Linked DNA regions of Homo sapiens: regions 2, 3, 4, 5, 6 and 7 are each linked to region 1. Evidence: chromatin contacts called from ENCODE Hi-C or POLR2A ChIA-PET data. All regions are on one chromosome and are shown on one strand. Each heading gives the region's core, a stretch centred on a gene start or an enhancer-like site at or near the end of the contact. The rest is flanking DNA. Distances are from core to core; before and after follow the strand shown.

Region 1 (2,941 bases), core at 116-2,615:
CAAAAATCTAGTCCAGTGATATACTTTAATTTCGCTTTTCCATAATACTGGTATTCCATAGAAGAAAATCTTTTATTAATATTCTATACTACTACATCCGACACCAGATGACTAAAGTTTGCAATGGTCCAAAATTCTGTAAACCCATTAAATGCAATTCATACTTTATTTTGGCAGTATTCATTTCATCATTACTTTATTTGGATGCTAACGCAAGTACTTCTAAGGAAAAGCTGTCATATAATTACTTTAGTCAAGCATTCAGTAGAGCAATAATCAAACCTCTATCCCAACATTTTACACTTGTAACAGAATGAAGATGAGTACAACATACATTTTTGCAATTTACTATTAAGGCCATAATCATTTTAGGGCATTAGACCTATATATATATATATATATATATATATGCACACTTTTAATTAACTCTGACATACAAATACATGGCTATTTATGAGAAAGGCAGGTATTAAAACCGAGGCAAGTTTGTGTTTCTCATTAAGCAGCTGGTGACTTAATTCGCTGCATCATTCTTTCTGAATTACAGAACGCTATGGCAATTATCGTGCCATTAACAGGCAAAAATCTCAGTACTTTTTAACAAACATAATGATAAAAAGAACCCTGTGATTTCATATCGTAAGCCACTTACACCACATTTTAAGGGAAAAGTGATGAGCAAAGGTGTGGTAGAACAGGTTTGGCTTTTTGATAAACAACATTCATTAGACACCGTTTCCAAAGGAAACTTCGAAGTTGGTGAATCATATTAAAACGCTTGAATATAAAAGCTTCCAGGTTATTACTGGCAGTGTCAGAATACGATTAAAGGTCGGATAATAGTTTGAAGCAACCTTGAACTGATTGCTGCATGTGCAAAGGGGAGAGAGAAAAATCAATGAAAAGGAGTAAGGTATCAATCTCCAAAACAACCCACCGAAGAAACGTTTGCCAAGGGAGGAGCGAGCCTTTTATTAGAGTTATTATTATTATTATTGGCGTTCTCTTCCCTTGCATTCCCATGTAAAGCCCGAGTAGCCCCCTTAAAACAACCCCAATTTTTCAATGACGGTGTCGCGGGGCTGCGCGCTCCGTTCACCTTGCAGAGCTGAAAGTGCTCGGACTGGAGCGTTTCCTGGATCTCCGGCTCCCGGTTCCCAGGCGGATGCTGCTGCTGTTGCTGCTGCGACGCCGAGGACGAGCCGGCGGTCAGGCCGTCCAGCACCTTCCTGATGTTGAATTTCCTCATGGTCTCGGAGGGGCTCCCCCGCAGCCCGGGAGGGGAGGCACAGGGGGTCCCCGGGCGGGGGAGACCACCCGGGGCCGAAGGCAGCTTCGACCGCGGAAACGGAGGAGTGGGAGTGTGAGGGTAAGGAGGCAGCTGGGGGGAAGCAAAAGATAATCCGAACAGGAAATACTGCGACGACAAGAGCGGCGGCCGCAAGAAACCTGGGCGGCGACCCCTCTTCCTCCGAGGCCGCCGCTGCTTGGCGCGGCTGCTGTGGTGCCGATTCAGCCGCCGCCGCCGCCGCCTCGCTCCGCGGCCCGGCAGCAGCAGCAGCAGCAGTGGCGGCGGCGCCCGAGCCCGCTCAGCCCAGCCTCACCTGGCCGCGGGCGGACTCTGCGCCGCGCCGCCGCCCCGGCTCGCCCCCGGCGCCGCCACCGTCGCCGCTGCGTCCATGGCCCGCGGCCGCGCCGCTGCTCGCCCGCCCCGGCCCCGCAGTCCCTCGGCGCGTCCTCCGGCTCCTTCTCCTCCTGCCGGGGGTCGCCGGCTCTCTGTCCGCGGCCGCCGCTCGGCCTCGCACACAAGGCGCCTGGTGTGGGTCCCCGCGCCGCCTGCCTCGCCCCGCCTCGCTCCTCCGCCGCTGGACCGGCCCGCCCTCGCCGCTCCCGAGCCCGGCTGCGTTCCTCAGGCGCCGCCGCGGCCGTCGGCTCTCCCCGCCCAGCCGCTCCCCATCGCCTGACAGGGCGCCTCGGCACACGGCACCAACGCCCGCCCGGAGCAGCAGCGGCAGCCGCGGTTACAGCGCGGGCCGCGGCGGTGGCGGCAGCAGGGCCTCCCAGGAGCCGGGCTGCGGTACCTGCGCATGCGCGCCGCAGCCCGGTTCCCCCACCCTGGCCCAGCAGGCCCCCAGCCCCCCAGCCCGAGCGAAGCTGGGGCTTAAATTATCTTCTGCGAAAATCCCAGACGCTGGCTAAATTTCTCCCACCCCAGTCGAGTTGCCAGAGTATGCAGCTGCTTCTCTTGCAGCTGGCATAGTAAAAATGTTGACGACTAACAAGCAGCAGGAAACCTTTCTTTCCAATTCAGTCATTACAGCAGGGGTTGATGCTTTCTCGCCGTTAATGGGGTGCACGCTCCTGGCCGCTGGCTGCAGTATTATTTTTCTTGCTTTATTGACGGGCGTTGTTTTTGTTTGATTGGATTTGAGTTTTGAAAAAGAGCGTCTAGACAACGATATGTCAGTGGCAGGAGGATGATGGACTTAGGTACTAGGAAAAGGAGAGAAACCTAGACGGGAAAAAACGGGTTCTTTCCTACAGCTGTTACTGTTGGTGGAACGTGTCTGGTCTTAGCAGTTAGCTGCTGGGATGGAAGAGGCTGCCAGCGGGGAACGGTTCCAGGGCCGGTGTCAGCCCGGGCCGATGACACTACCCCGCACCCAGCCCCTCGCCGGGGAGGAGCGCGGGTGGCAGGAAACGCCGCGCTGCCACTATTTTTCAGAACCTTCAATCTGCCCTGACGCTGATGAGCCACTCAGTAATGCCCTGGGAGCTTCACTCTAGAACGGGGAAAGGGGGATAGGATGAAGTTTTTGCTCAGATCTTTCCGAGGCCGCACTGCCCATCTCGCGTGAATGCTTGGAGACAAATGCCTGGCTCAAGTTGGAAAAGACAGACAAGAGATTGTGCCGGGGAAACCCCCCGGAGAGTGCGTTCA
Region 2 (2,941 bases), core at 274-2,773, 4.4 Mb after region 1:
GGAGGAACTCTTCCCAGTCTGCTGGAGCTGTCTCTGAAAGGTACTATGTCATTTGGTTCAAAGTCTGTTCGGCTTTAATCCCTTGCTTGTATATATTCAGGCAATATGGGGAAGGAAAAATATGTTCATACCCAAAAAGTTTAGTAATGCTGCAAAATGCTAGATTTGGATTGACTCTGGCTCCATTTCAAGGACATGACAGTGCCTTGATCTTTGCTTTTGAAGCCTTCTTGTCAGCAACATTGGCAAGTACACCTTTGAAAATTTATATCTGAATTCTTGTGTTTTGAAAAAAAAAATGTTTGTTAGTGTTTCTCTTCTTGAACACTGGTTGATGCTTTGCCAACTAGTTAAAAGTCTGCAAATCTGAGTGCTGGCTGAGAAGCTAAGCTTGCTATAACTAGTTATCCCCAGATGGCCAGATTCTGTTATGTACCACTTTTATAGATGCTCAGTGGTTGCCTACATGGGGTTATGAGGTGTACTGTTCCACTTGTTTTTGCCAGGCATGCACAGTACATTATTTGATAGGCTGGGACAGATGGTATAGCTCAAATGAAAATGATGAGGGAGAAAAGAAAGTGAAAAAAAAATAGAAAAAGGGCATTTGATTTTCTAATTCACATTTCGGAAGTGAATTTTAGCGTCTGTGATTGACTAATAAATGCAGTGTTGCTGTAAGACTTGAATTCATGAACGTCTGTTTAAACAGCTATAACTGAGTAATCAGCAGGAAGCAACCTTTTCCTTCGTGGATGCTGTCCCAAACTTCATGGGGTCTCCTCCAGATCTGAAAATGTTTGGGCCATTGAAAGACATCAAAAATAGATCTGGATATTTCAGAGTATGATATACCACCACCAATACCAACCAAAACAGAAAAATCCCAATTATATTTTTAAACTGGAAGAGAGGGAGGGGAGGTGGTGAGGATACAGAGAGAGAGAGAGAGAGAGAGAGAAGAGAGAGCGAGCCTGGTAAAGTAGTGGTGATAAGGACAATTAATCAGTCTTCGTACAGCTGCTTCCTGACATTTCTGCAAATTGTTGTGGAAAAATTAATGAAGGTTAGATCAGTAATAGTTTCAAGCTTGGCCAGTGGAAAGTATGACAATGTTTCCATCAGCAATTAAATCGGGCTGCTTTCTTTTTTCTATAGGGGAAGTGGTATGATGTATGTTCCCCACAGGAAATGGAAAACGGCAGCTGAACTGTGTGTGAGCCCAGGTATGGAGGAGCATTTGGGAGTGCTCCAGCCGCCTCTCCTTGATTAGCACCACAGATTTGCATTTTTCTGCTGAAAGGATTTTGCTATACAACACGCCGAAATCCTTCCTTTAACAGAGAGTGAGAATCTTGGGATTTTATTGCACGGACATGGATGTACTGTGGATCTAAGCTTTGGGAGCCAGAAAGTGGAACTTATGACAAACAGAAAGTGAAACTCACCTATCTAATTTTATTTTTCAAGCTGAAGGTAGTTCAGTACAGGCCCTGTTCACATCCTGTGTAACCCTATGGGATTTTCCCCAGTATTAGTTAAAAATTTTCCCATAGGGTCACACAGGATGTGAATTAAAGTAAACACTTAACAAGCATGATGAAAAGGAAATTAGCTTTCTAAATGGTCCTTTCACTGTTAACATCCTGAATAGTTATTAGAAACATGGGAAAGGGTCACTTCGGTGTCTCCTTATCAAGTTGTTACCTTATAGTAGAATATATGAATCTTCTTCCCTGTTATATATGAAATGGATTTCCTTGTATGTGAAACTTAAATTTACAAAAGTATTTTTCCTTTTGGAAAACATTAAAAAGCTTAGCAGAAGTTTGTAGATTCTTGCTTCATAGCCTTTTCTGGGGTAGAGGTTTATAAACCCCTTTAAGATTCATAAAAGCTCCTGACTCTTTTCCCCAGGAAAATGCACATAGACACAACATTTTGCAACATTTTTGAAGTTTTGCATATCTCTTACATAGACCTTGAACCCCAAGCATTTTTCTTTTTTTCCCCTTTTTTCTTTTTTTAAAATTTGAGACAGGGTCTCACTCTGTTGCCCAGCCTGAAGAGCAGTGGAGTGATCATAGCTCATTGCATCCTGGGCTCAAGCAACCCTCCTGCCTCAGCCTCCCAAGTGGCTGGGACTACAGGTGCACACCACCATGCCCAGCTAATTTTTTCCTTCCTTCCTTCCCTCCTTCCCGCCCTCCCTCCCTCTCTCCCTTCTTCCCTGCCTCCCTTCTTTCCCTCCCTCCCTCCCTCCTTTCCTTTCTTCTGTCCTTCCTTCCTGACAGGTTCTTGCTATATTTCCCTGGCTGATCTTGAACTCCTGGCTTTAAGCAGTCCTCCTGTCTCGGCTGCCCAAAGTGTTGGGATTACAGGCTTGACCCACCTTGCCTGGTTCCTGGGCATTTTTTAATGGACTGGGTTTTAAAAGCTTTTTTTTTCTTTTCTTTTTCTTTTCTTTTTCTTTCTTTCTTTCTTTCTTTCTTTCTTTCTTTCTTTCTTTCTTTCTTTCTTTCTTTTCTTTCTTTCTTTTCTTTCTTTCTTTCTTTCTTTCTTTCTTGTCTCTCTCTCTTTCTTTTTTTTTTTGACAGAGTTTTACTCTGTCCCCCAGGCTAGAATGCAGTTGTGCAATCTTGACTCACTGCATCCTCCACCTCCTGGGTTCAAGAGATTCCCAGGCCTCACCCACCCAAGTAGCTGGGATTACAGGCATATGCCACCACGCCTGGCTAATTTTTTGTGGAGACGAAGCTTCATAATGTTGCCCAGGCTAGTCTTGAACTCCTGACCTCAAGTGATCCACCCGCTTTGGCCTCCCAAAGTGCTGGGATTACAGGCGTGAGCCACCGTGCCCGGCTTTAAAAGCGTTGTATGGGCAGATAGAAACTTACAGCTACAACCATAAACTGTTAATCATTATAAGTAAATATTTCGT
Region 3 (2,941 bases), core at 199-2,698, 4.4 Mb after region 1:
AGCCTCTAACTAAATGGAACAGGTATCTGGTTACCATGGGATAATCCGTTGTTAATGTTAAATATAAGAAGTCTTAGCAGTGAAGACTGATTTGTGACAGTCCTATATTTAGGATTAAGTTCTCTGCACTGTGATGCTGAACCATTGCAGAATTATGTTATATAACTGTGTTTCCTTTTGGCTTTCATAAAAATAAGAAACATGTTTCCTGAGGTCATCTTACATTGAGCAAAAATGTTAAATACATGAATAAAAATTCCACTTAGCTTTTTTTTAATATTAGTAGACTTCATGTAGATTTGTAGTCTTCATATATTTTGGAGTCTTATACTGGTTCAGTAGTCTTTTATGAAGAACAACAAACAAAACATCCTGTTTTTATAATGTTCAGCACAAATCCCAGTGGAATTATTACAGAAATAGCTGAAGTTCTTCCTATATCAGTTAGCAGTTGTTTAATTTTCATTATTTATTGTTACTCTTCAAAGTCATTTTTCGAAGTGTGACTATAACAGAATTGATTTTGTCATCAGGCACCGAAGTCCTGCTAAGTGTTAATTGCCCAGGGTTTTTATAAGGAGTTTGGAGATAACTCAAGTCCCACTACCATAGCAGCAGTGACCATTTTAAATCGCAAATATGTGTAAAACTCTTAAACTCTTTTTCGTCTTTTTTTTTTCTAACATTTCATGGCTTCATATTTCAGAGACTTAGTGGGATTACTTTAAGTGTTTGCTTATATTAAAATAAGGGAAAACCGAATAGAAAAGATGTTTTTAAAGGGTTGTAATATGGCTTTAGGACTGGTGAAAGAGCCAGAACGATGATTTGGAAGCTGAAAATAGCTCTATGTTTTATGCAATCAAGTAAAACTCTGTACCTTGGCATTCCCCGCACCAGATTAGTGAGGAATTGGAAGTGATTCCACCCCCAACATGCCATTATGGATGACACGCTGGGCTATGACAAACTGCTGGCTTAGTGGAGCATGTGCTGCTGGGAGTATAACCCTGAGGTACAGGGTGGATTAGAGTTGAGTGATCTCAACTCATATTCATTTCCTCTGAAAGGAAAACTGACCAGTCCTCTCTGTTCTAATGAGCATGTTTACAGCATGGCTTCTCAAAGTGGGGCCAGTCGCTTCAGGGGCAGAAGTGCACCATATTTCTGTTTGGTGCCAGCTTTACCTGCGTAGCCTTCACAGCACCTCATCCTGGTCCTTAAGAATTGCAGATTAAGACCACAGAACAGAGGGAGATGGATATTTCTTTTACACTCTTACAGGTTTTTTTTTCCTTAGTTTGTTTTTGATGTGTTGTTTTGCAAAACGCTGTGAAATAAGTGAGGACATAAGATGATTACTGAACTATTTCTGTTGAGCAAGTGGGTAAACCTCTCCTGGTAGAAGAATCAGAACCTCATCAGCCCAAGAGGCTGAGTCATCTTTGTGACTGAGAGGTTCATGCTTCACCTTAAGTCCTTGGTACCTAAAATGGGACTGTATGATGTGCCCTGTGAAATCAATAAAACTGTCAGGTTATAATTAACGTGTGGTGCTACTCTAATTAAACAGAATTGATGGGAAATATCTGGGAGTCTAGTAGCAATGGAACAATGATGTTTGCATTTAAATGATCTTAAGTACTCCTTAGACTTAATGCCCTATTAAGGGGACCGGGAGAATGTCACATCTCACTTAGCTGTATTGTGTTAGACAGTGGCCGCTGGCCGGGAAGGACCAGAGTGCATTAAGCTTGCGTTGTGGTGTCTGCCTTTGCAGACAGAAGATTTGGGAATGTATATTCTTTTCTTTTTTCTTTTTTTTTTTCTTCAAAGGAAATTAAATCACAGCCCTGACAGGAGAGGGTAAAATCTCTGAGAAGACCTCCCCAGTGCTTGGAATTTACAGACTCTACCACGTCCCAGTTTGCTATTGTCCTAAGGCAACACACTCCCCTGCCGCTCTCAGGCGTCTTTGGCGGCTGGCCAGCCTCCCAGGGCCTCTGGCTTTGATGTGTGGTGCAGGCTGTCCTCAGGCCAGGCTGTTGTTGCCGTGGCCTGGACTTCGCTCACACTGGATGCCAGGAGGGATGTCCTGTCTGCAATATACATTTCGACAGCCTGACAGTCCTAGTGATCGTCCTGCGGCAGGGGGAGCCTGCCTTTGTCTCAGCCACAAGTGGCTGTCCCCAGTCGCTTAGCTTTGCTGTGCTCTCTTTTGGTGTCTGCGGAAGACGAGTTTGCACCCAGCTTGTTGTCCGGGGGAGGGCCTCTCTGCCTGGGGAAGACAGCAGCTCTGCCAGGGCGCTGTCAATCTGAGGAGCCTCCTTGGCAGGGCTCTGGGGAACCGACCCGGCGAGTTGAACAGCTTCCTCTGGGGACATTGCATCGACCTTCATTTGATTTAAGCCTGGCAGCCTGGTTAGTGAGGACATCAATTCTGGCTCGGGAAATCTTCCTTAACTGAACCTTTGTTTCCACCATGGTCCCAGGCTTGTAGTTAGAAGTCTGTGCTGTTGCAAATTTAACTCTGTAACTTCTGGTAATATCCATGTGTAATTCTAAAAGCAGGTGACACAGAAACACAGATGATTATAGTGATAGGTACCAAGGAGAAAAAAATGGGACTACGCCTAATAATTAGTCAAAAGACATACGTATATATACACACACACACTTTGAAGAGAGAAAGAGAGAGAGGGAGGGAGAGAGAACTTATTGTTGATTAATTGTTTTCAGAAGAGCCACTTCAATTCCAATAAGAATCACCTCAGAGAACTGAAAGTAAACCATATCTGCTTCTAGTGTCTATGACACACCTTGCACTGTGCCTTAATAGGATTACTAATATTTCCCACAGAGGAGGAAGTCTTGCTTCTATTCTTGCAAAACCCCTCCCCCAAATCTGTCTCTTCACCAACAGTTATTTGTTTGTATTAAG
Region 4 (2,941 bases), core at 310-2,809, 4.3 Mb after region 1:
GGGGACGGAGGACGTTTCCACATCCTTAAAGGAAATTCTCAGGCTCCTAGAGATGCCCAAGTTTTTTTGCATGACAAGTAGAGACCAGCTCTCCGGGGAGTTCCCCGCTCCGACCGAGCGAGTGCGCGGCCGCGATCTCCCCGCCCGCAGCGGCAGCCGTGGGGCCCGGCCCTGCCCTCCCGACCGCCTCCCTCCCCCGTCGCCCCGCGCGCCGCACATCCCTCTCTCGCTCACTGGCTCCAGACTGGTTTTTCTGGTTCAGCCTCCCTCCCTGGGACGCGCTGGGGGATCCGATGACGTCGTTGGCTGAGTCTCTCCCTCTTCCTCCCTCCCTCCCTCCGCCTCTCCCCCCGTCCGCCCTCGCCGCGCACTCCTCCTAGTAACTTCTGTTCGGGGAGGCGCTGCCAGGAATAACCCGGTGCGTCCACAGCCCGGGAGGGGAGGCGGCCGCTGCGGCTCCCGCACGCAGACAGCTGCGGCCCGGGCCTCGCGGCTCCCGCCTGAGCCCGGCGGCCCCTGCCCCGGGCCCATCTCCGTACAGTGTCAGAAAAATAAATAAAGGCAAGAGGAGCCTGGGCTGGCGGTCGGGATCTTTTCCCTCCCTCCGCGCCCGCCCTCCCTCTGTCCTTAAGGAAATGCTACCAGACACCCCCCACCAGACACGCTCAGCCTTGGCGAGGAGCGGCCGCCGCGGCAGCGAGAACAAGGGCACCAGGGGGGTTTCCTCCCCCTCCTCCTCTCCCTCCTCCTCCCCGTCCTCCTTCTCCTCCTCCTCAGCGGTGACTTTCCAGGTGAGCGGCCGCCGCGGCTGCGAGGATCCCCCTCGCCCGCTGGGGCTCGGGCCGCCGCGTCGCGCCCTCCTCCCGCCCCTGTCACCCGGCGGCGGCCGGGAGCTGACAGCCGCCCGAGGGGCTCGCGGCCCGGAGGCGGGCGGCCGGCGGGAGGCGGGCTGGAGGTGAGGGGGTGGAGAGGAGGAGAGCGGGGCGCCGCCGAGCGCCGTCGTTCCCCGCAGGAGGGTCTCCGCACAAACATCTTCGGTGACTGTGGCACAAGTCTTTGCCAAGTTGTGTCTTGGACCTTGACGCTCCACGGAGCCCAGAGCAACTTGGAGGGTCTCCCGGCTCGTTCACAGCGTTCCTCCACGTCTCGCGTCTGGGGTGCTGGGTGCAGCCTCGGGGTGCGCGGAGGGCGGACCGGCCACCGCGAGAGCGGAGCGGCGGGAATCTAGGTCCCTCCTCGGCTCGGTAAGTGGCCTGGACGCTGGGTTTTTCCTGCCTCCTTCGGCGCTGGGAGCTTGTTTCACTTTATATTGGAATCGCCGCCGCCGAACTCCGTCCCCCGCTCCCCGGCGTGTGCCCCCAGCCCCTTCCCGGTGGCCCGAGGGTGAGGGTCGGAGGGGGCGGGGATGGGGGAGACCGCGGGAGGGGTGTCGGGCGCGTGGGGAAATGCGGGGAATACCCTGGCCGCGGATCTATGCAGATGAGGGGAGGCTGCTTTGCGTAATGTCCTGGGGGGAGGGGGCCGCGCGGGAGCGCTGGAGGCAGGAATGTGCCTGCTTACTAATGAGCGACGTGCACCGGCGCGCACGGCCCGGCCACCGCTGCGGCTGCGGCGGCCGGCGGCGGCCCGTTGTCAGGTAGCGGGGGAGGGGGCCGCGGCGCGCGGCGCAGGCGGCCGGGCGGGCTGGCGGCGCGAGGCCCGGGCCGCCGGCCTGCGGCCGAGCGAGCGCAGCGAAGGCGCTGGCTCTGGGCATTTCAGTGACTCCCTTTACCTCCCGGGCAAGGAAGGAAGGAAGGAAGGAGCGAAGGAAGGAAGCGAGGAAGGAGGGGACTGTCTCGATGGAAGGTTCAGGCGGAGGCGCCCTCGCCTTGCGGGTGCACCGGCTGCAGAGCGGCTCTGGCCGCTGCCGGCTGGACCCGGGCGCGTGGAGACGGGTGGGGGCGGTTTGCATGCGTGTTTGTCTGTCCGTCTGGCGGGGGATCGGGAAGGGACATGTGTGTTTGGGCTGTGCACTGTGGGGAACTGGGTCTGCGCCTTTATGTCTGTTCCCTGAAGTGGGTGGAACGTTGGCCCGTTCCGGGAATGTTCCATGACGTGGTGCAGCCACAGGAAGGGGGTTAACGAGGGGCTCTCTGCCGCGGCGGCACTGCCGGCTGCTATCAAAGCAGATGTGCTGCTGCTGCTCCTCCTCCTCTTTCACCTCCTTTCACCCCCACCCCCCGCCTTTCCATTCTGTGCCTCTGGTACTGGTAGGGGTGAGACAGGAAAACATTGCTCTGGGTGTGTGCGTGTGTGTGTGTGTGTGTGGGTGTGTGGGGGAGGGGGTGCTGATGTGCATGTGTGGGGTCTGTCGTATTTGGTGGGGGGGGGGGGTGGACTCCAGATCCGCTCTGCTACCCCAGCTGTTATCACAGATCGGTGCGCTTTATACGCATGTGCCTCCCGCGTTCTGTCCCTCTTACATAACACATCCAGTGCAGCAGAGGACATGAGAAAATGCGACCCCAACCCTCCAAGCCCAAATTGGGTGAGGGGATAGAAGGTCAGGAAGCGTCCCTGGGTGTTGTCCTTCAGGGACTTGGTTCCCAGTGGGGGAAAGGAAGAAGGGAAGGAGGGTTTCTTCAAGTGGCTCCTCTCATCTCTGACTTAAAAGCATCTAACTAAAAAGGACTGCAGGCACTAGTCTTCCCTAACGGGAAAGCTTGTAACTAGCTACACCAAGGGAACGGGGGCACTTTAACCTCGGGAGTGCGGAGAAGAGAGAGGGTCCTTAATCAAGACACTTGGAGGAGAGAAGCAATAATGTGTGGGCGGCGGATGGGGGGCGCTGGGGATGACTTCGAGGAGACCAGAGGAATCTCTTGATAATAGGTTTCACTGGAGGCCTTAGGACACCTGTAATGGCTTAGCATTCACACAGGAAGTTGTGTGTGCAACTGAC
Region 5 (2,941 bases), core at 299-2,798, 4.2 Mb before region 1:
CTCTGCCTTCTCTATCTGCACAATGGACTCCTTCCATCCTATTCTGCCCCTAAGCAAATGAAGGCGTGCTACTGTCTCTTCCCACTCAAAAAATCAGAGATTTTATAGAAGTGTTCAAGAATGAAGCAAGCTGGAGATGAAGAAAAACTTATACCTGCATTAAAAAATTAAAGATATTCTTGATTTTATTCATACAAAACCCAAGATTTACAGATTATCATTTTATATCATTCTAAGGAAATACATGATACAGGTAGAAAAAAAGCTTTATTTGGTGGAGAAATTCTGTGCAGTTTTAAATATAGAGCACAGAGCTTAGCTGACTAGTGTTTTTATCTCCAGATCACAGGAGACAATTGTTAAATTACTAGATTGTAACTTGGGTATTTCTTCAAAAGGTTTCCTCAAATGATAGCTATAGAACTTTAAGAAAAAAACTGCACACACTTTCCGACTCTGTGGTGCTTTCAGTACCACCCAAAACAGTGATTAGGTTTTAATGCGCATAATAACTACGTTGATCAGAATTTAATTTTTAAAAATCATTAATAAAAGAAATCACTAATACCTCAGAGGGTGAGCAGGAACATTAAATCAACTGTCACTTGAATTTTCCCAGGCAGTAGGTATAGTAAGTCCTTTTTTGAGATTTTACTTTAATTGGAAAGTATTACTGTTTTCCTAACTACTACATTTCCTGCACCTCTGGAACAAAGTCTCTGGCCAGGACTGGAGTGAGGCCAGAAGCCCTAGGGCGCAAAATTGAAGGAGATACTCTCTATACTTGCATGACCTGAAACAGTGACTGCCTCAATTTGGGGCCATTGGCGCCACTTTGTTGGCCTCAACCTACTTTCTGCCCAGGTTTATTTTCTTCAAAGTGTTCTCGTCTTTTGCAATATTTTGAAGTAAGGACAAATTTCAAATATAAATTTGGCCATTCGATTTATGCAAATGGATGTTATTTGCACGGTCACCCACAACTTTACCCAAGAATCAGTAGCGTGACGACTATAAAGCAAAAAACTAGACAGTTCTTACTGTGAGATTACGATTTGATCAACAACAGGGAGAAACCCGTTTCTTAATAGCGCTGAGATCCCCAACTCTTACGCAGAATTTTAACGCCCCCAAAGCGCGTCTATTAAAGTGAATAAATAAAAAGTGACCGCCAGGAACAGACCGCGAAGCTGACCCCTGTCCTGATCCTTACGAGCAGCCGCCGCGGGCAGGCTCCCTCCCCGGGGCCGCCTCCCTTCGCCTCCGAGCCAGTCCGCGAAACCCGCAAAGGCGCCCCGGAAAGCCGCGCCCGGCGGCGGGACTCGAACGCAGCCCACCGGGGAGCGGGCGCCCTCCGCTTAGTCCCCACAGGCTCCCGGCGAGGCCCGGCTTTCCGCAAAAGTGGGGAGGAGAAAAGCTAGACTAACCCCACGTCCTGTCCTGAGAGAGACGCCGGGACGACAGCCATCACTTTCCGCGATCCCGGCCGCAAAGCTCGGCTGTTCAATCGCCGCAGAAACAGAGGCGGTACCGCCGCGAAGGAGGAGCTGAGAATGGGGGTGGTGTGGCTTTAAAAAAAAAGTGCTTTTGAATAAAGAAACTTTATTTGGTGCCCGATCAAACGGCAAACAGTGGCTCGCCAGAAGACCCAATCTTCCGGGGACGAAGGCGGGGCCAGCGGAGGGCGACTAGAGGAGCGGATATGGAAGCGAGCGAAAGCCGGAAGCAGGCAAGGGACCGGGAGGTCCCAGGGCCTAGGGAGCGGAAGAGGTCGCGGCGACGCGGCTCACGTGGTCAGACAGTCACGTGGCCCGAGTTTCTCCCGCTAAGTGGGACCAGAGTTCAGTGCGGCTGCGCAGTAGCGGGGGTGGGCGGGAGCGCCCTTCCAGGAGATGGGTTGGCTGCAGTAGTGAGAGGCTGGGGGTGCGGCTCTTTCCCTGCAGTCCTGCCGAGGAAGCGTGCGTCCCTGGCGCTTCCTTCTTCTCTTCCGGCGGAGAGGTTAGTGTATTGCCTTTTCTTTAGCAGCTCGAGTGGTCCGGCTTGGAGGTCTGCGCCCTGGCTCCTGGCCGCCCGGAACGTGTACAGTTACGGGTTACGCCAGTGCGGCTGTGACCCTTTGCCTCTTACCGTGATCTTTGGTCAGCTTAGCTGGGAGTAAAAAGCACTCAATTAATGAACCCTTTTTTTGAGCCAGTGCACCGCGGTAACTGTAGAAATCGATAAAATAATTTTGAGTTTGAGGAATTGAACGGCATACTCCCAAAGATGAGCGCCACTTAGCTCTCGAATCGTAGCCTAGCTGTAATCGATTTTCTTAATTGGTGTAATTGTTCTCTAAAAGTTGAAATGTGCCCGGGAACTGAGTAACTGCCTTGTATTTCATTTTAAAAATTCGATCGAATGCCTACTATGTGCTGGGCGCTATTGTCAGGAGATATAATAGGAAAAAACACAAATCCGTATCCTCAGGGAGCTTCCATTCTGGAAGGAAGACACAAAAATCTGCCCTTTCCTCTTATTTTTTTCCTTTAGCTTTGTGTCTCACGTATTTTACTGATTTACCTCGTTTTGTCTGTCACTCCCAATGCAAGGTTCAAAAGATTCAAAAGATAGGATTTTTGTCTATTTTATTTTCAGCTGTATTGTCAGCAACTAGGACAATACCTGGCACATGATAAGAACTGAGTTCGTTTGCAGTATGAATTAATAAACTAAAAATTAAAGGTGTGCAAGTGATGTTAAACAATGGAGAAATGCAAAGTGGAGGAAGATAAGAGAATGGATGCTGGTTGTGTTTTTTTTTTTTTTTTTTTTTATTGATCATTCTTGGGTGTTTCTCGCAGAGGGGGATTTGGCAGGGTCATAGGACAATAGTGGAGGGAAGGTCAGCAGATAAACAAGTGCACAAAGGTCTCTGGTTTTCCTAGGCAGAGGACCCTGC
Region 6 (2,941 bases), core at 239-2,738, 3.8 Mb after region 1:
AGCATCACCAAAATCTGAACTATTGATGCTAAAGGTATTAATTGCAAATTGTTTGGGGAGAACAGAATACAATCTAATACGTACTGTTAATTTCAAATTGTTTGGGGAGAACAGAATACAATCTAATACTAAGAGAAAAGCCAACCAAATTCTTTGGGAAACTCTGTTCTTGATTTTAAGTACTTTTGTAAACATAGCATGTAATAAGTGATGAGACTATTTCTCAAAAACTCAAGTTCTAACAAATTTCCTCTTTTATAGTTCCTAGATGTCCTTTTCATATAATTCACAAAACTTTTATTCCCTCCTTCAAATCCCTGAATATTATCACATGAGCATTGTATGAGGGAAAAGCGTCTCAAGATTTTTATCTTATCTGTTTCTAAATCTCCTCTGGGCCTGTGCAACTCAGTTATGTCAGCTAGATTACAATGATCCCAACCTTGAAGATCCTGAGGAAGATTGCACAACATCCCTCAAGCATTTTTCTTACTGCCATAGTTTGTATTCTAAAATGGCAGAAACAGAGCTAAAATATTGATTTGTTTTTCTTTATCTAATCCATATCTTTCAGTCCTTTAGGACAACTGCGCTGTTTTCAAAAATTCAAATCGACTTTAACCACCACCCGAAGTGCAGCCTATAGGTAACTTCCCTAGATTATTATTAAACTCCTGAGAAGGGTGAGAGCCAAAGTATCAAGAGTGCCAAGGAGAAATGCAGAATCTCACAGGAAAGCAGAATTTTTTTTAAAAAGTTCCTGTAAGAGAATGGTGCCTTGAAACAGAAACTTAAACTGTGATGAGTTCTCCAAAGGTCCGTGAGAAAAAAGGATAGGTGAGAAACAGAGTTAAGAGTCGGTGACAGGGCAAAGGGCACAGAGGCATTTCTCAACTGCAGAGATGGGAGAACCCTGGAGGTTGGCCACCTCCCTTTTCATCCCATGGTTGATCGAACTCCCTCTACATATCCCAGACTAGGATCGCCCGGCCTGTCCTTATTTTAGAAGAAGTCACCTCTCCCACCCCCTTCTCCCAATGCCCCCTTTCAAGCACGTTGTCACCCACCTCCAAGGACCGTGCCCAGGAAGATGCATTTCTTTTTGTGGCGTTTCAGAAAATTCCATACAGACCTCAGCATCTTTAGGCCCTAGGGGTGTGGGCTGACTAGGGGTGAGGGACTGCTTCACCAGGAAACTGTTTCTTCGTCACCTGGCCCAGATGACCCAGCAAGAGCGCCGTCGTCCCGTTCTGTGCTCTCCCGAAATCACAAACGTGACTTTCCGCAGAGACTGTCACCGGAGCGGCAAGGGGGCGTGGACTACAGCAAAGCAGCTACGCTTTCTGCCGCTGCCGCCGCGCAGCCGCCGCCGCTCACTGGTCCGACAAGCCCAGGTCCGTTCAGAAATAGCTCCCGAGTGCCTTTTCATTAGACTACCCCCGGAAACGGGGTCCCGGGCCCGCCGCGTTCCGCTGCCCGCGCTCCTCCTCTGCCGCGGGCTCTGTAGCTGAGTGGTGGCTGGGTATGGAGGCGAAGGCGGCACCCAAGCCAGCTGCAAGCGGCGCGTGCTCGGTGTCGGCAGAGGAGACCGAAAAGTGGATGGAGGAGGCGATGCACATGGTGAGGAGCCCGGGAGGTAGATGCTGCGGGGTGGGACCTTTCTCCAGCCCTCAACCCGACCCCGGCATTTGAGCAAACGTTCTTTCTCGTCACCATAATTTTTATGGCAGTCAGATGTTCTGGGTGAACAACTGGCTTTACTGCCTCGAAACTTTCTGTAGCCCATTCTCACAGTGGCTCTGGGCGAAGGAAGGGGAGGAAATACACAAATTATTTGTTTCATTGCGGTGGAGTATGCTGCAGACTTAACATTCTGTCGCCGGCTGGCACGTGCTGCCTCCCTTTCCTTTCTGTGGTCACACACTCTCCAATCTACAAAGTCACATTATTTGAGGTTTTGGCCCTTGGAACATGTCCAGCAGAAGGAAGGAAACTGAGAACGTTTCTGGTAGAGAGCAGTATGGAAACAAGTCCCTGTACAATCGGCGTCTCGCATTCATTCATTATTTCCTCTGCCCTTTTACTTCCTTCCCTCACTCCCTTCAGGACTGCGAAATAAAGGGGGCTTTCAACAGAATGCTGTGTGCTAGCGAGCTTCTTAACTGGGAAAAAAAGTTTGTTTGTAAATATATGTATTTACATTTTAATAACTACATACAGCCACGTGCCACACAATGACCTGTCGGTAAAGGTCGTTATCCTGGAGCATTAAATCTACTCACCTTAGCCCTATTGTCCCATCCAAGTACTAACCAGGCCTGACCCTGCTTAGCTTCCGAGATCGGGGGACATTCAGGGTGGTATGGAGGTAGACAACCCTAGTTTCTATGTAGACTTCTGGGCTAAACACTTTCGCTACCTTTTAGGTTGACCCTGGGCTAGCACATGTAAATACATTTACATACGTTTACAAACAAACTTTTATCCCAGTTAAGAAGCTCGCTAGCACTTTTCAGCTCCATTATAATCTTATAGGACCACATATACAGCGGTGGTGCTATAGGATTATAATGAAGCTGAAAAGTTCCTGTTGCCCAGTGACATGTAGCCCTCCTAACAAGTACTTTTTTTCCTTTAAGACCTTGAAGAAACTTGTATATGCTAAAACCCAAGAAGCAGCTGCCTCCTTAATCCTGTGTAGGAGGACGTAAACTATGGAATCACATCCCTAGGTGTTTATAATACAATTAAGAGACAAAAAATGTCAAAGCCAGAGAGGTCTAGAAATTCTTTGAAAACATCTACATGTTTAAAAAGATACAAAGTAGCATGGCCAGATGCAGTGGCTCATGCCTGTAATCCCAAAACTTTGGAAGGCAGAAGCAAGAGGATCTCTTGATCTCAAAAGTTGAAGAACAGCCTGGGCAACTTAGCCAGACCC
Region 7 (2,941 bases), core at 261-2,760, 3.1 Mb after region 1:
CGTATAACTTGCAAAGAGGAAAGAGAGTTTACATCTGTCTGGAGCAGCCAGAGAAAACTCTAAGGAGATGCATTTGAGCTGCCTTTAAAGGGAGATGCGTTCACCAAGGGAACAGACATTCCACGTAGAGGGAATAGCTTGTACAAGGAAATGGGGATGGACACAACAGGTAACATGGAGAAATACAGTTGTCCCTCAGTATTCGTGAGTGATTTGTTCCAGGACCCCCATGGATACCAAAACTAGAGGATGCTCAAGTCCCTGATATAAAACGGCTTGTATTTGCATATACGCACATCCTCCTGTATAGTTTGTCTCTAGATTATTTAACATACCTAATACAATGTAAATGCTATGTAAATAGTTGTTATACTGTATTGTTTAGGGAATAATAACCTTAAAAAGTCTGCATTTCGGTACAGACTGATATTTTCCCCCAATATTTTCAATCAGGTTGGTTGAATCCACAAAACCCACTGAATGGAAGAGCCAAGTAGGGTGAGGTGAGGCCTTGGAGGGAGGATATCAAAATAAGTGGCTAGAGAGGAAGGAGGAGCTTGAGGTGGAAGCCGGAATGTGTGGGAACTGGTGCTGTACTTGCTCACCAAGCACCCTGGTTAGAGCTGAAATAACTCTTTTATGCCACAAACTCCTAAGAGACATAGTTGGGACCAGAACTGGCGCCTGCTGACTTCTGGGTAATCCATCCCCGGTTGTGAAGGGACGGCCGTGCCGCCACGACGGCTCCGAAATACACCAAGAGTTTATTTTCGGGGCTGCTCGTAGTCCAGTCATTCTTGGGTTTCCCATTTCCTATCAGCCCCAAGCCACCCACGGATGCTCCCCACCTCCAGACATCGCCCTCCACTAGGTCCCCAGATCACTTTTAAAACGCGACCAGGGGCCGGGCGCGGTGGCTCACGCCTGTAATCCCAGCACTTTGGGAGTCCGAGGCGGGCGGATCACGAGGTCAGGGGTTCGAGACCAGTGAAACCCCGTCTTTACTAAAAATACAAAAAAACTAGCCGGGCGTGGTGGTGTGCAACTGTCATCCCAGCTACTCGGGAGGCTGAAGCAGGAGAATCGCGTGAACCCAGGAGGCGGAGGTTGCAGTGAGCCGAGATCGCGCCATTGCATTGCAGCCCGGGCAACAGTGCAAGACTCCGTCTTAAACAAACAAACAAACAAACAACAGAACGCGACCAGGAGTCCCGGAAGCCTGCGTGCACGAACTCCCAAGACCACAAGTCCCAGCATGCAACGCTCCTTGTTGGAAAAGGGCCTCCCTTAGCCACTAAGTGGACCATCATGCAACATTCTCTGATGGGGCGGGGATCTCCATGGAGGGGGGAGGCACACTTGTTGCGTCGCCTCAGCAACTCCAATTGCGTGACAGAATGTGCTTCCGCTTCCGCCTCTGAGCCCTATGAGCGAGAGTTACGCTACTTAGTCGTTGTGACGCCATTCTTCTGCGACGGCGCGGACCTGGAGCTTCCGCGCGGTGGCTTCACTCTCCTGTAAAACGCTAGAGCGGCGAGTTGTTACCTGCGTCCTCTGACCTGAGAGCGAAGGGGAAAGCGGCGAGATGACTGACCGCTACACCATCCATAGCCAGCTGGAGCACCTGCAGTCCAAGTACATCGGCACGGGCCACGCCGACACCACCAAGTGGGAGTGGCTGGTGAACCAACACCGCGACTCGTACTGCTCCTACATGGGCCACTTCGACCTTCTCAACTACTTCGCCATTGCGGAGAATGAGAGCAAAGCGCGAGTCCGCTTCAACTTGATGGAAAAGATGCTTCAGCCTTGTGGACCGCCAGCCGACAAGCCCGAGGAGAACTGAGACTCTGCCTTACCACCGCAGTGCGGGGCACCTCTCCCAGCGTTTCTCCGGTTTGCCAATCCTCTTAAGTATTCCTGTCTCCAAAGGACCGGCTCTCCATGGCTCCTGCGCCTCGTGCTTTCCGCGTACAGAAGTGCTTGCCCGGGGAGTCCCGCCTGACCTGCCTTCATGTGGACCCTTAGAACAGCACTGGGAGACCAGCAGGACTCCTGAGAACTGTGCTGGTGGAGAGGTCCTAGAGCCGGCGAGCGTTTGAGAAGAGGGCATGGCGCTGGAGTGAGATGGGATTTGGCGTCTCGTTTTTGGCTAATTGATTGTCATTGGCTTTTTCCATAAAGTTTAGAAATCGTTCAGTCTCTTGGTGTGAACTTTCTGTGTTAGGGTGGAAGGCTCCGGAAAGAGCTGAGCGGGAAGTGGGTTTGGGTGAGGGAGCGCATGCCAGTGTCCATGGCCAGGCACTTAGATCCGCCGTGTCTACCTTTATAATTAATTCCCCGACTGCCACTTTTCCCAAGAGCGTTATTTTCAGGCCCACAATGCCTTCAGTATTGAAATTTGTGGTTATTGTATCCCATCTTCTTTTTCTCCTGTTTTAAAACTCTTTGCAGTCTTTGCTGTCATTGTCCTCCCTAGCCTCTTTAAAATGCATCCTTTTTTTTTTCTTGGGAATTTGTGGCCATGTCTCCAGAAATGACAAGCTGGCAAGCGAGTTCATCCATTCTACATTCAACAAATATTTGTTGAGCTCTATGTGACAGGCATTTTCCCGTGTTCTTGGGGCTTACATTATGCTGGTGGTGGAGAAAGGAGGTCAAACACTAGATGTAATAAGCAAATGTTAGAAGATGCTGCGGGGAGGGGAGAACAATGTATGTGGTGCGGGTGGGAGTAGCTGGTAGGGCTGTAATCTTAAATATGATGCACAAGTTACTGAGATGGTGACATTTGAGCAAAGACTTCAGGAAAATGAGGGAAATGGCCATGCGGAAAACTGGAGAAATTGCTTTCCATGAAGAGGGAACTGCCAGTGCAATGGTACTAACGCTGGGAGTATGTATGGTTTATTGGAGGAACTTCAAAGAGGCAAGCATGGCT

The links. A loop is a pair of places that touch in the nucleus more often than their neighbours do. ChIA-PET counts read pairs that join two places held with the same protein, here RNA polymerase II (POLR2A). Pooled maps may share reads with other maps.
Region 2: a loop to region 1 is called in a pooled map, with 6 times the contacts of the local background. The contact joins the enhancer-like site here to the promoter of STXBP5 in region 1. A Hi-C loop is called at or near these places in 1 of 50 pooled maps. POLR2A ChIA-PET finds 5 or more read pairs at or near these places in 2 of 52 experiments (B cell and IMR-90).
Region 3: a loop to region 1 is called in a pooled map, with 4 times the contacts of the local background. The contact joins the enhancer-like site here to the promoter of STXBP5 in region 1. A Hi-C loop is called at or near these places in 1 of 168 maps with a recorded cell type or tissue (naive thymus-derived CD4-positive, alpha-beta T cell) and 6 of 50 pooled maps. POLR2A ChIA-PET finds 5 or more read pairs at or near these places in 1 of 52 experiments (activated CD4-positive, alpha-beta T cell).
Region 4: a map of CD8-positive, alpha-beta T cell shows a loop between it and region 1 (16-fold over the local background). The contact joins the promoter of HIVEP2 here to the promoter of STXBP5 in region 1. A Hi-C loop is called at or near these places in 2 of 168 maps with a recorded cell type or tissue (CD8-positive, alpha-beta T cell and sigmoid colon), 1 of 37 single-sample maps with no recorded cell type and 13 of 50 pooled maps.
Region 5: a loop to region 1 is called in a pooled map, with 15 times the contacts of the local background. The contact joins the promoter of DCPH1 here to the promoter of STXBP5 in region 1. A Hi-C loop is called at or near these places in 3 of 37 single-sample maps with no recorded cell type and 13 of 50 pooled maps.
Region 6: a loop to region 1 is called in a map of B cell, with 15 times the contacts of the local background. The contact joins the promoter of ADAT2 here to the promoter of STXBP5 in region 1. A Hi-C loop is called at or near these places in 2 of 168 maps with a recorded cell type or tissue (B cell and naive thymus-derived CD4-positive, alpha-beta T cell), 2 of 37 single-sample maps with no recorded cell type and 11 of 50 pooled maps.
Region 7: a map of CD4-positive, alpha-beta memory T cell shows a loop between it and region 1 (21-fold over the local background). The contact joins the promoter of SF3B5 here to the promoter of STXBP5 in region 1. A Hi-C loop is called at or near these places in 3 of 168 maps with a recorded cell type or tissue (CD4-positive, alpha-beta memory T cell and naive thymus-derived CD4-positive, alpha-beta T cell) and 11 of 50 pooled maps.

Annotation. Positions count from the first base shown.
Region 1 is chr6:147,202,841-147,205,781 of GRCh38, reverse strand. STXBP5 (syntaxin binding protein 5) reads right to left here and starts at 1,365. Exons shown (of 28, transcript NM_001127715.4): 1 at 1,100-1,365. The coding sequence starts at 1,249. It overlaps STXBP5-AS1 (STXBP5 antisense RNA 1), which reads left to right and starts at 1,168. Exons shown (of 11, transcript NR_034115.1): 1 at 1,168-1,369. It overlaps LOC124901422 (a long non-coding RNA gene), which reads left to right and starts at 2,211. Exons shown (of 2, transcript XR_007059803.1): 1 at 2,211-2,941. RefSeq lists silencers at 1,223-1,412, 1,583-1,662, 1,683-1,732, 1,763-2,182.
Region 2 is chr6:142,818,318-142,821,258 of GRCh38, reverse strand. The region is part of intron 2 of HIVEP2 (HIVEP zinc finger 2); the gene reads left to right. Among named protein-coding and RNA genes, the nearest start is that of HIVEP2, 130 kb to the left of the region's middle. RefSeq lists an enhancer at 1,084-1,553. Within about 2 kb of position 1,523, at least 10 of the 41 ENCODE cell types and tissues checked have a DNase peak (open chromatin) inside an H3K27ac peak, as active enhancers do; they include B cell, where a contact is called at or near this core.
Region 3 is chr6:142,845,163-142,848,103 of GRCh38, reverse strand. All of the region lies in intron 1 of HIVEP2 (HIVEP zinc finger 2), which reads left to right. Among named protein-coding and RNA genes, the nearest start is that of HIVEP2, 99 kb to the left of the region's middle. RefSeq lists enhancers at 1,316-1,365, 1,422-2,115. Within about 2 kb of position 1,448, at least 37 of the 41 ENCODE cell types and tissues checked have a DNase peak (open chromatin) inside an H3K27ac peak, as active enhancers do.
Region 4 is chr6:142,943,794-142,946,734 of GRCh38, reverse strand. HIVEP2 (HIVEP zinc finger 2) reads left to right here and starts at 1,559. Exons shown (of 10, transcript NM_006734.4): 1 at 1,559-1,636. HIVEP2-DT (HIVEP2 divergent transcript) reads right to left here and starts at 246. Exons shown (of 3, transcript XR_001744397.3): 1 at 1-246. RefSeq lists silencers at 60-279, 330-959, 1,190-1,419, 1,620-1,719, 1,860-1,929.
Region 5 is chr6:151,451,073-151,454,013 of GRCh38, reverse strand. DCPH1 (damage control phosphatase 1) reads right to left here and starts at 1,548. Exons shown (of 5, transcript NM_024573.3): 1 at 1,428-1,548. The coding sequence starts at 1,468. RMND1 (required for meiotic nuclear division 1 homolog) reads left to right here and starts at 1,888. Exons shown (of 12, transcript NM_017909.4): 1 at 1,888-1,998. RefSeq lists a silencer at 1,191-1,310 and enhancers at 1,471-1,920, 2,111-2,160.
Region 6 is chr6:143,449,242-143,452,182 of GRCh38, reverse strand. ADAT2 (adenosine deaminase tRNA specific 2) reads left to right here and starts at 1,488. Exons shown (of 6, transcript NM_182503.3): 1 at 1,488-1,620. The coding sequence starts at 1,525. PEX3 (peroxisomal biogenesis factor 3) reads right to left here and starts at 1,378. Exons shown (of 12, transcript NM_003630.3): 1 at 1,068-1,378. The coding sequence starts at 1,140. It also overlaps the pseudogene RNA5SP221. RefSeq lists enhancers at 1,538-1,697, 1,500-2,482 and silencers at 2,238-2,317, 2,378-2,457.
Region 7 is chr6:144,094,142-144,097,082 of GRCh38, reverse strand. It overlaps SF3B5 (splicing factor 3b subunit 5), which reads left to right and starts at 1,510. Exons shown (of 1, transcript NM_031287.3): 1 at 1,510-2,199. The coding sequence starts at 1,586. The coding sequence ends at 1,846. RefSeq lists an enhancer at 1,061-1,760.